Linked DNA regions of Homo sapiens: region 2 is linked to region 1. Evidence: read pairs that join two places in POLR2A ChIA-PET (ENCODE). Cell type or tissue: MCF 10A. All regions are shown on one strand. Each heading gives the region's core, and the rest is flanking DNA. Links, peaks and the distances in the headings are about the cores only.

Region 1 (5,387 bases), core at 126-5,125:
GAAAGGGGCTTCTGGCCGATTTCAGTCAGGAGCATTTTCTCTTATAGACTAAGGGTATGTAAGGGTCTGGGGAGGGAGAGCTTATCGCAGGCTCAGAATGTTTCTGTGTGGAGGAGAGTTTTATTGCCAGGTTGGAATGCCTCCGGTCGGAGGGGAGGTTATCTCGGGGCTGGCATGTTTCTGGTCAGAGGGGGCTCATCTCAGGGTTGGAATATTTCTAGCGGGAGTGTCACTTGTGGTTTAAGGTCATGCTGACATTAGCCATTATGCTGATGCTTTCTGGGGCTGGATTTAGGCAGTTTTTAATCAAGGGGAACTTAAAATGGTGGTGTTTGTCCAAGACAGTGATGCCCCTGCTCTGTCGTCTGAGTGCCCAACTCAAAAATCTAGGAATTATCCCTGCTTCATCTTTTCCCTTCACTTTCTGTATCCAATCCATCTCAAATTTAATGTGAGGGAGCATAAACAATCTCCTTTGTCTGCAAATATAAGCCAGTTTCTTCAACCCAGGTGTTTTCAGTAATAAAGCTGATGCTTTGATTTACATCTACCTGATCCCTCCATCTATTTCCCAATTAGTCCAGACTTTGGGTGGGGGTGGAGGAAAGGCCATTTATTCGCCACCGCTACCATCACCCCACCACCAACCTGCTTTCCCGCCTGGTGTTGCCTCAGCCTCCAGGGCGGGAGCTATCTTACTCTAACTCTAGGCTAGCCCTGGTCCAGATGTTAGAGCCTATTCAGTCACAGTAAAGGAGAAATATAAAACACTGTGCTTTAAGCCACTCTTCCTGTTGCTCACCCCCTAACCTACCCTGTGGCTCCAAAATCAAGTTTCTTCTTACAGGGTCCTTGAAACAAATCTTTGCCCTTGAACCTAATGGAGACTGGGGGAGACGCAGCCTTCTTGGGGGACATGCAAATCTAAAACACTGTACGCCTCGTGTTTGAGTGACATATATAGTTCATCCAGCCCTTTTATATGCTTTATCTTATTTGTATAAAAACTCAATATTGTTCTTCTCCAAATAATGACTAAAATATTATTATTTGTTCAAATGTATCAAGGATGCAAGGATTTGTGCTTTGACAAGCTCTATCCATGCAAAACAGGCGATCCAGATCATAAGACATGTTAAATTATACTTGATGAGCCAGTCCTTGGAGAAAGTTCTGAGATTGCATCTCCATGAAGCACAGAGAGCAAGGATTTCTGTGAATATTTCCAATGAGCTTACATCATTCTGGGGAAGCTACTACAAAAAAAAAAAACTGTACAATTCAAATCTGGGACACTGTCGTGGAAATCCGTCCCTGCATAACAAAGTGGGCAATCACAGAGAACAATGAAACCCAATGCATTATTCATCATTATAATTCTGGATCATATGCAACCATCATCAATGCTGAGGATGCTCTTAGTTTATATTACAAGTAATTTAGACATCATATGCCTATTTATAAAATGCCAAATCAGCTCTCAGATGCAGTATGAGGAGTTCACAGTTTCATTTTCTGTAAAGATGTTTTAAAATATTGATTGTTGTAAACTTTGTAAGGCACAGATGATAAAAGCACTATACCAATCCTCACACAAAAGAACAACTAGGACTACTTCCCTCAAAGCTGGTTGGTCCCCTTGTTCATTAACTCATGGTTCCAAATGGAACTTCCCCACACCCCCAGAAATGATGCATCCTGAGTCCATTTCCCAAGGAACAGTTCTTCAAAGCATCAAAAGAATCGGATGTGCAATATCTGCATGAAAAGGTTTTTTCTAAAAATCCCCAAATAAAACTTCCATTTGTAAGAAAGGGGAGGGGATCAGGGATTCTAAGATATGTTCATGCTGACAGCATATCCTGGAACTATATAAATACTTAGTAGAATGAATTAAAAATGAGAAACTTGGAACCACAAAAGGCATTTTCTTGGGGAAACTCAAAACATAAGGACACTTAAAAGAAAAAGGAACAGGCTCTTGGGTTTTCAAAAAAAAAAAAACTTGAATCAGCTATATAGTCATACAGTCATTGAGAGCTTGTAAAATCACATACCTTTGTGCTCTTGCTTAAATTTCTCTAGCAATATTGTTCAAGTGTGTGCCCAAATACATGGATTTTAGCTCCCCTGGAGAGTCACTTCTGAAAGAAAGCAAAGATAGAGGGACCTAAAGTCTATGCTATTATAACAGGAAAAGACATCGTTTCTACATGAATAGGATTTTTTTTCCAAGGCAGAGATAGGAGGGCTGGAGGGAAAAATTTAAAAACACATTGGCCTGTTTTTACTGTATATATTGTTTCCTGGATGCTGGAAATTACCCTGATTATTCATCTGCAAAATAGCTACAAAGAAAACCCAAACTATGATTCAGCCATTGCAGCTGTGGTAGACAGAATTGCCAATGGTGAAGGAAGGGCAGAAAACCCACTGTTGCAATTCGTTTTCTCTCTTGTTTTGTTTAACTGTTTAACTTCTGGACCTAATTATTTAAAACACACACACACACACACACACACACACACACACACACACAGAGCAAAAAAGAAGAGAAATGAGAGCTGGTCTGCTTTTCCCATCCCTCATTCCCTGCATGCCATTTCCCACCAAATCAAACTCAGTATTTTATAACAGTGATCCTACAATTGTCTCTCAGTTTTAAAGCTTTTCTGATCTTTCAATGGAATTGATTTCCGTAATAACCAGACTAGAGTTGGCAGCCCATGCTTGTTTGGCATCACTGCCTGCATTACGTTGCCTACAGCTCATCCGCCCTGATCCCTTAAAGAAACTTGAAAAAACAGAAATATGTCCTTTATCAACACCATAAGCTGCTGCTGCCACAAGTCTATAAACAGCAAGAAAAATAAACAGAAGCCAACCTATTTTATCAAAGTCTAATAATACATACACACTAGTCTTGCTTAAGCCCGAGAAATAAAGGCAAACACACCATGGTAGGAAGAAAAGGAATGCACGTGGTCTCACTTATGCCCTTACCTAGACATAGGCTCCACAGTGCATCTGATCTGAGACTACCTCCTCACTTTCCAGGCTTCTTGTGTGATTTTCCCTTCCCTTCTTCTCCTTTCCTCAGGGTTACTTGCAGAGAGATTCCACCAATGCATCCTTAGAGTTGAATTTACCTTCCTGGAAAACATTGTTTCCAGCTGGCTCACTATTAATTACACCCTGATTTTAGACCTTCCCTTGTAGCTGATCTCTGTCTCTAAAACAAAGATGTTTCTGGACCTTTGATAAAAGTCTTGGAGGAATAAAACCCGCTTTTTTATTTAAAGAGTAATAACATCTGTGATGTAGTTCAGATGCACATAAAGAAGAAAAAACACACTAACAAATGCTTAAATAATCTAGAGGTTCATGTCATTCTCTAAGGTTGCAATACCTGTCCCCCAGGCTGGAGTGCAGTGGCACAATCTCAGCTCACTGCAACCTCCAACTCCCGAGCTGGAGAGATCCTCCCACCTCAGCCCCCTGAGTAGCTGGAACTACAGGTGTGTGCCACCACACTTGGCTAATTTTTGTATTTTTTGTAGAGATGGGGTTTCGCCATGTTGCCCAGGCTGATCTCGAGCTCCTTGCCTCAAGCAATCTGCCTGCCTCGGCCTCCCAGAGGGCTTCTACCTCCCCTCATTAAATGAGTGGCTCACCGGCATGCCCAGCACATACGTGTTTCAAATCAGCACCAGTAAGAAAATAAATGGCACTCTTCTACCTCCCCTCATTTAATGAAACTATACTATCTTCTCTGCAAAGCAGTTGGGGAGATGCTTAACAGCAAGGTGTCAGCTAAAAACCAGAGTTCATTTTCCTAAAAGGGAGACATGGGTATTGGGAGGCATGTAGCACTTCCCGCCATGTGCTTCTCAAAATATTTTAGGTAACTGGGCATTGTCTATGCAATCATCTTCACCCATCGTCGTAGATGACATGGATTTTTCTCTCTGTGCTATAGTCAATGCATTGTGCTACAAGCAAATGCATTATTTCCTTTAATCCTTCCAATAAAACCACAATGCTGGTACTATTATTAACCCCATTTTACAATTTTTTTTTTGAGACAATGTCTCATTCTGTCACCCAGGATGGAGTGCAGCGGCCCAGTCTCGGCTCACTGCAACCTCCGCCTCCCGTGTTCAAGAGATTCTCCTGCCTCAGTCTCCTGAGTAGCTGGAACTACAGGTGTGCACCACCACACTGGGCCAATTTTTTTATTTTTAGTAGAGACGGGGTTTCACCATGTTGGCCAGGCTGGTCTCGAACTCCTGACCTCAGGTGATCCGCCTGCCTTGGCCTCCTAAAGTGCTGGGATTACAGGAGTGAGCCAGCTACCGCACCCAGCCCCATTTTACTAATTTTTTTAAAAACAGGCTTAGAAAAGTGAAGTTTCCCAAGGTCACATAGCTTATAAGTGACAATATAGGATATAAGCCCAGGTTTGTTTAATTCCAGAGCCTAAGCACTTAATGTGCAATGCCACTGTATCACAAGGAAGTGCCCTGCACAAATCACAGTGATGCTAAAATCAATTCAGATTGATGTCAGTAGCTAGTCTCCTGCAATATTTCCAAAATAAATAAATATTAATCCATCAATCAGTAACTTTCATGCTTTTTAATTATGAGCAGATACCATGCTATGCGTACAACAGCAAGGACTGAGAAACAATACATGGTTTCAGGTTGTAATCAAACAAAACAGAAAACTTAACACTTAAAATCTATGATCATAATTGTGCTGCACAAGAATGATTTTCAGAATCTATCCTTTCTTAGTTATGAAATAGTAATAACACATTTAGGTAATTTGGAAAAGTAGTTCTAAGATTTGTGTTATTATATTTTTATGTAGCCATAGCATTCAGATAAATTGGCATTATGGTATTTTTCTTTTCTAGTTACTTGTGTATACTAAACATGATAGAAATGGTAAAATCATTACATCAAATTCTATTGAGTTGGTGCACCATAGCATATTTAACATTTAGCTTATTTCTAATATTTCACTATTCTAAATTGCTAAATAAAAATTAAGCACAAATGAGAAAACACTGCCGAGCCAATTTCTCAGAGCATTTCATTCCATTGTTAGTTGTCTAGTTTCTACAATCAGTATAGACAACCAGAGGCTTTCCCGATGCCACATAGACACTTCATCAGCTCAGTTCAACTAGCATTTAGGGACGCCATCATTGGGCCGGGTACTGGTCATCCACAGAGAGGAAAAGAACACAACCTCCATCCTCAAGAAGCTCACAGTCTAAAGGCAAGTACAGACCCATGAAACATAAATGCCTGGTTGAAATATGCACTCAGTACACAAAAAGGGCACTCAATCCAACCTGGGCATTAAGAAAAACTTCC
Region 2 (5,387 bases), core at 71-5,070, 200 kb after region 1:
GGGGGCTGAGGCAGGAGAATCACTTGAACCCAGGAGGCGGAGGTTGCAATGAGCTGAGATCACACCATTGCACTCCAGCCTGGGCAACAAGAGCAAAACTCCGTCTCAAAAAAAAAAAAAGAAAAAAGAAAAAAAACAATTCCTGCTGTGGGAAAAGAGCACTGACAGACTTGCTCAACGCAGGGTTGCCACAAACCTTCAATTTTTTTTTAAAAGTACTGCAAAATACAATAAAGTGAAGGGCAATAAAATGAGGGCTGCCTTTATGTAATTCAAGATATTCCAATTTCATATACACATGCATACCATGCACTTACACATACACATACATTCTTCAGGAGGAAGTCAAGACCAAGGTCATCTTCTGCAGCCCTCCACATGTTTGCCTGCAATATTTTAATGACATAAAGTCTTAGCTTTGTTGCCAGGTGTGAGGAAGTCATGATAAATTTTTACCTTTATTCACCCTTATTCTGTTTTGACCTCAACTGGTGTATTGCAATTCAATTATGGCACTAACCACCTGGAGTTAGCAGAGACCCCAAAGTTACAGGGCAGAGTCCACAACAAGACTGCCTTCACTTCATATCAGCTGGCTCCAGTTCTGGGTGATTTCCACAATCCCGCTAACTCACTAGAGTGGCTCACGAAACTTTAGAAGGCATTATATTTATGATCACAATTTTATTATAAAGGATATAACTTGGGAACACTTAAATAAAGACACACATAGAATAAAGTGTAGGGGGGTCTCAAGTACAGAGTTTCTCTGCCCTGTGTTCATGGAATCAGTGCCCATCACCCTCCCAGAACATCTGTGCATTCACCAGCCAGAAAGCACCACTGAGCTTCGGTTTCCAGAGTTTTTGCTGGAGTTACATTACATAGAGATGATTCATTAAATAATTGGCCACATGACTGAAGTTGATCTCCAGCCCTCTGTTCCTCCTCAGGGGTCAGGCTGACTCCACATCTCAACTCTTTAATCACATAGTTGTCCTTTCTGGTGAGCAGCTCCCCTCCTGAAGCTACCTAGGGGCCCACGGTGAACCACCTCATTTGCATAAACTCAGGGGTGACCCAAGAGGCTCAAGAATAACAAAGATGCTTCTACCACTTGAAAAGTTCCCATGGTGTTAGACGCTCCATGCCAGTAACCTAGGACAAAGATTAGACACATTTTTAAATTATACAACTCCAAACCTTCTGGGGATAGTATTTAAATTTGACAACCCCAGCATTTTTGTTATCAATACAGAACTACTAATGACATAGCATCCTTAATTACATATACCTAATTTAGTGACTTTCAGCTAACAGTTTACACAACAAATTTGTGGTTGCTTTATCTCTCTACGGTCCTGAGAGGAGGACAGCATCGTGGTTAAGTGCTGCAAGCTCTAGAGATAAAGTTATTGGGTTTAAATCCAGGGCGCTTTCATGTCTCAGTTGTTAAGCAAATTCTCTTTCTGTGCCTCTTTTCTCCCTCTGTAAAATGGGAAATGAAAATTATACCCATCTCCAATGTTAATTGTTAGGACTAAATGAGCTAATCTATGCCAAGTGTTGAGGACAGTGCATGGCACTTAGTGAATGTTCACTATTATTATTGTCATAATGAAACTTGTAAATACTGTTTATTAAATGTTTCACCTTGACACATACAGCTTTGTTTTTCCTTTGTATAAATTTAAGGGTTACAAGTGCAGTTTTGTTACATGAATATATTGTGTAGTGGTAAACTCTAGGCTTTTAGTGTAACCATCACCCAAATATCATGCATTAAACCCATTAAGTAATTTCTCATGCTTCACCCCCTCCCACCCTCCCACTGTCTGGGTTTCCATTGTCTATAATTCCACACTCTATAACCTTGGTTCCTAGAGCTTTCATACTATCCAAATTATCTTCAAAATTGAAAATCCTACCCCACAGTTGAATATATCATCGAGCTCCAAAAATAAAGGGGCTGGACTAAATAATCTGAATGTCAATTCTGATTCAGAAATGGTATAATTATATAGCTGGCCTCCCGTCATCTAAAAGAATTCTAGTTCTGTAGTCTAACCGGTGTGACTTCCTTATACATTCCTTAGAATCCTAAGATAGTGATTCAGAATTTCTCTGTCAGAATTATACTGAAAGTATGAGGAAAGGAGCTCTGCCAGTACATCCCAGGCAGGCTCTATTTCAGGTCAACAGGGCTAAGGTATCAGACAAAAGTTGAGGACATACCCAGATCTGCAGACTTCTATCAAGGTAGAAAAGATCCATTTTCTCTTTCTACAAAGAAAAGTCTACTTCATCTTCCCCCCGCCTGAGAGCAGCAAATGCAGTCTGCCCTCTGCCAAACCCATCCTTTGTTATTAAACAACATACCTCTGTGTTTGCCTTTTGCTTATCTTTTTTTTCTGTCTGCAATTGATTCACAGCACCTGATGTGACAGATCATCAGATTTTATTAAAACCATTTAGAATTTCTAGCATCCTGCCATCTCTTTGTGCCTGATCTTTTCTTATTATTTCACCTATAGGCTAAAATCCCACAAGTTATAGCTCAACAGGAGAAAATTAAATCAAACAATTTCTTCATTTCTTTTGATTAATATTTTGAAGATGAAAATAATGTTTTGCTATGGTATCTTTGGAAAGCTAATATTTGATTGTTAAGAACGATTCAAGCTTAACGCCGAAGAGGTATGGTTCTTAATTCACATCCAAATAGTCAATAAGTAATCATTTCCTTACTTTTTTTATGTATTAGCACATCTGCAATGATGTAGTCCATTCATAATGACTCAAAGAGATAATAGAGCAGAGAGTAATGACAATAAAGAAGTTTGGATAGAAAACTAAATGACAAAATAGCTTAATAAAACACATAAAAATAATAGAGAAAATGAGAAAAACCACTCTTAAGATTTAAGAATGAAATATTGTACTGGGAGAATGCTGTCTATATCATACATCTTGATTTTAGACACCTTCTCCATTAAGGTGTGAGCTTATTGGCTCATGTAGCTGAAACACTGACATTTTGGCTTCATAAAAGCAGAATTGCATGGATTTGTGGCTGGCCATCTTAATGACGTACCCAGAGGGTCAACTAACTAAATATACCTAAATACCCCAAAGTAAAGGAAGGACTTTTGTGCCACACAGAGTTTTAACCTTGTTCCTATCTCATTCAACATTTTATAATTTTTTATCTACATGAAGACAGATGAAGATATTTTTATTAGCTTCTCATAAAAAGCCAAATGATTTCTTGGTATGTTGATTGATGGGCTCAATATCAAAATTATGCTGATGGTATAGGGAAGTTTAAGCTTTCCCTCTGAAGTTTCCATTAATCAAGTCTGCTGAAATAAACTGACAATAAACAGATTAACAGGAGAAAAGGCGTACAAATTTATCAGTGTGCACAGGGGCCACAGAAAACATAATACTCAAAGAAGGGCAAGAAAGTTAAAGCTTAAATACACTCTTCATAGAGTAGAGTAGAGCAAGGGGTTAAGCAATTTTCGAGGAAGAGGAAATGGTTGTTAGGGGAAATAAATGGGCCCCTTCGAGACAAGTTCCTCTGAGTTCTGTGGGAGGTGGAGACATGCTATGGGAAGATGGTGAAGGCAGAGATGAACTGCAAACAAAGGTTGTCTTTTTATGCAGATAAAGCATCTCAAGTAATATCCCTGAAAAGAATCGTTGAAAGAATAGATGAAAAGTCTGTCAGTTTGGTGGCCTAGGTGTGAAGACTTTTAGTTTCCTCTCCTGCAAGATGATCAATTGTCTCTGGTGAATGTAGATTCCGGGGTGGGGGGTTAATACAATTGCATTCCTTCTGGATGAACTTCCCTCAGTCAGATAAGGGAACTTCAGAAAGAGCCCCTGCCTATGCTTCAGAAGGGAAAGGGGGAGGAGGAGAAGGTCAGAGAGAGATCTTGGCTCTGAGGCATATTTCTGAGGCCTTTCAGTCTTCTTTGTGGAAAGCACTCCACATGCCAAAGCACCACATTTTGGAGTATTGTTTTCTGAGCCCCAATAGTGGTTTCCAACAACGTCATAAAAAAAAATAAAAATTAGATAAGAATAAATGTAAAATTCTGCATTTAAATTGGATTTTTTAATTACACAAATATAACATGGGGAGGTATGCTTTGAGTACATTTGTTATGAAAATTACTTGCTAACTTTGATAAGGATAAAACCAATATGAGCCAAGAGTATAAACCAGCCTAAAGAGGATAATAAAAATTTAAGCTTCATTAGTCAAAAAAGTGGTCCAGATTAAGAATTTGAGAATGTTGTATGCTCATGGTGTTGAAGTTTTGGTTCTGTTTTGGATAATTATCACTAGATGATTAAAAGGACTGACTACCGAGAGTATTTGATTTACATTTCAAATACAGAACTAAGGTTCTTTATCATTTACTCTGCCACAGGCAGGTTTTTCCTTGCACTGCTTAGAAACCAAGGAGTTTATTTCTCTCCCACCTCAATTTATTCTGAAAAACCAAAAGAAGAAAATGAGGAGAGGGAAAGAAAGGGCATTGACTTTTCTTCTTGTTCTTAACATACTTAGCAATATTAAAGGTCAGAGATGTACCCAGAAATTGGAGGCAAAAACCATCTTTGAAACTTCTCCAACCCAGAATGGCTTTTTAGAGAATTTTATCTCCTACATTGGATAGAATGAGCTACCTGGGCTGTCTTCCCCTTATGCAGTGTGAAGGTGTGTAGGGGACCTACATTCCCCATTTGTCTTGGTACTCTGGGCCTCCTGCCTAAATAGTTGGTTTTTATAGACTATCACAGACAGTTTTTGTTTGGGGTATTGTATGTCAGACTATGCCACCCCAAAATATGCCACTGTGGCATAAGAATTATTTTGAGCTGAAGGCAATTGAGTGTCAACAAAGAGAGTCAAACTGTAAAAGATTTAAAAAGGTTTATTATGAACCCAATATGAGTGACTAAAGCCCAAGACCAAGTCTCAAGGGGTCCTGAGGGCATGTGCCCAAGGTGGTTGGGTTAGAGCTTGGTGTTTGTTTTTTTGTTTGTTTTTTGAGATGGAGTCTCACTCTGTCATCTAGGCTGGAGGGCAGTGGCACAATCTCAGCTCACTGCAACCTCTGCCTCCCAGGTTCAAATGATTCTCCTGCCTCAGCCTCCCGAGTAGCTGGGATTACAGGCACCTGCCACTGTGCCCAGCTAATTTTTTGTATTTTTTAATAGAGACGGGGTTTCACCATGTTGGCCAGGCTGGTCTCGAACTCCTGACCTCGTGATTTGCCCGCCTTGGCCTCCCAAAGTGCTGGGATTACAGGCATGAGCCACCACGCCCGGTCAGAGCTTGGTGTTTTAGGGAGATGTAAGCCATCAATCAA

Evidence for each region. ChIA-PET counts read pairs that join two places held together with the same protein. Peaks named below come from ENCODE experiments on the same cell type or tissue, not always from the same donor. Only the 100,000 strongest peaks of a DNase experiment are listed, where the experiment ranks them.
Region 2: POLR2A ChIA-PET joins it to region 1 with 6 read pairs; 2 of 35 experiments call an interaction of 5 or more read pairs at or near these places.

The regions. Positions count from the first base shown.
Region 1 is chr18:2,237,736-2,243,122 of GRCh38, forward strand. No RefSeq gene overlaps it. Among named protein-coding and RNA genes, the nearest start is that of METTL4, 330 kb to the right of the region's middle. In MCF 10A, for the core only: no CTCF peak of the experiment used is centred there; a DNase peak (open chromatin) is centred at 2,366.
Region 2 is chr18:2,440,836-2,446,222 of GRCh38, forward strand. No RefSeq gene overlaps it. Among named protein-coding and RNA genes, the nearest start is that of METTL4, 130 kb to the right of the region's middle. In MCF 10A, for the core only: no CTCF peak of the experiment used is centred there; no DNase peak of the experiment used is centred there.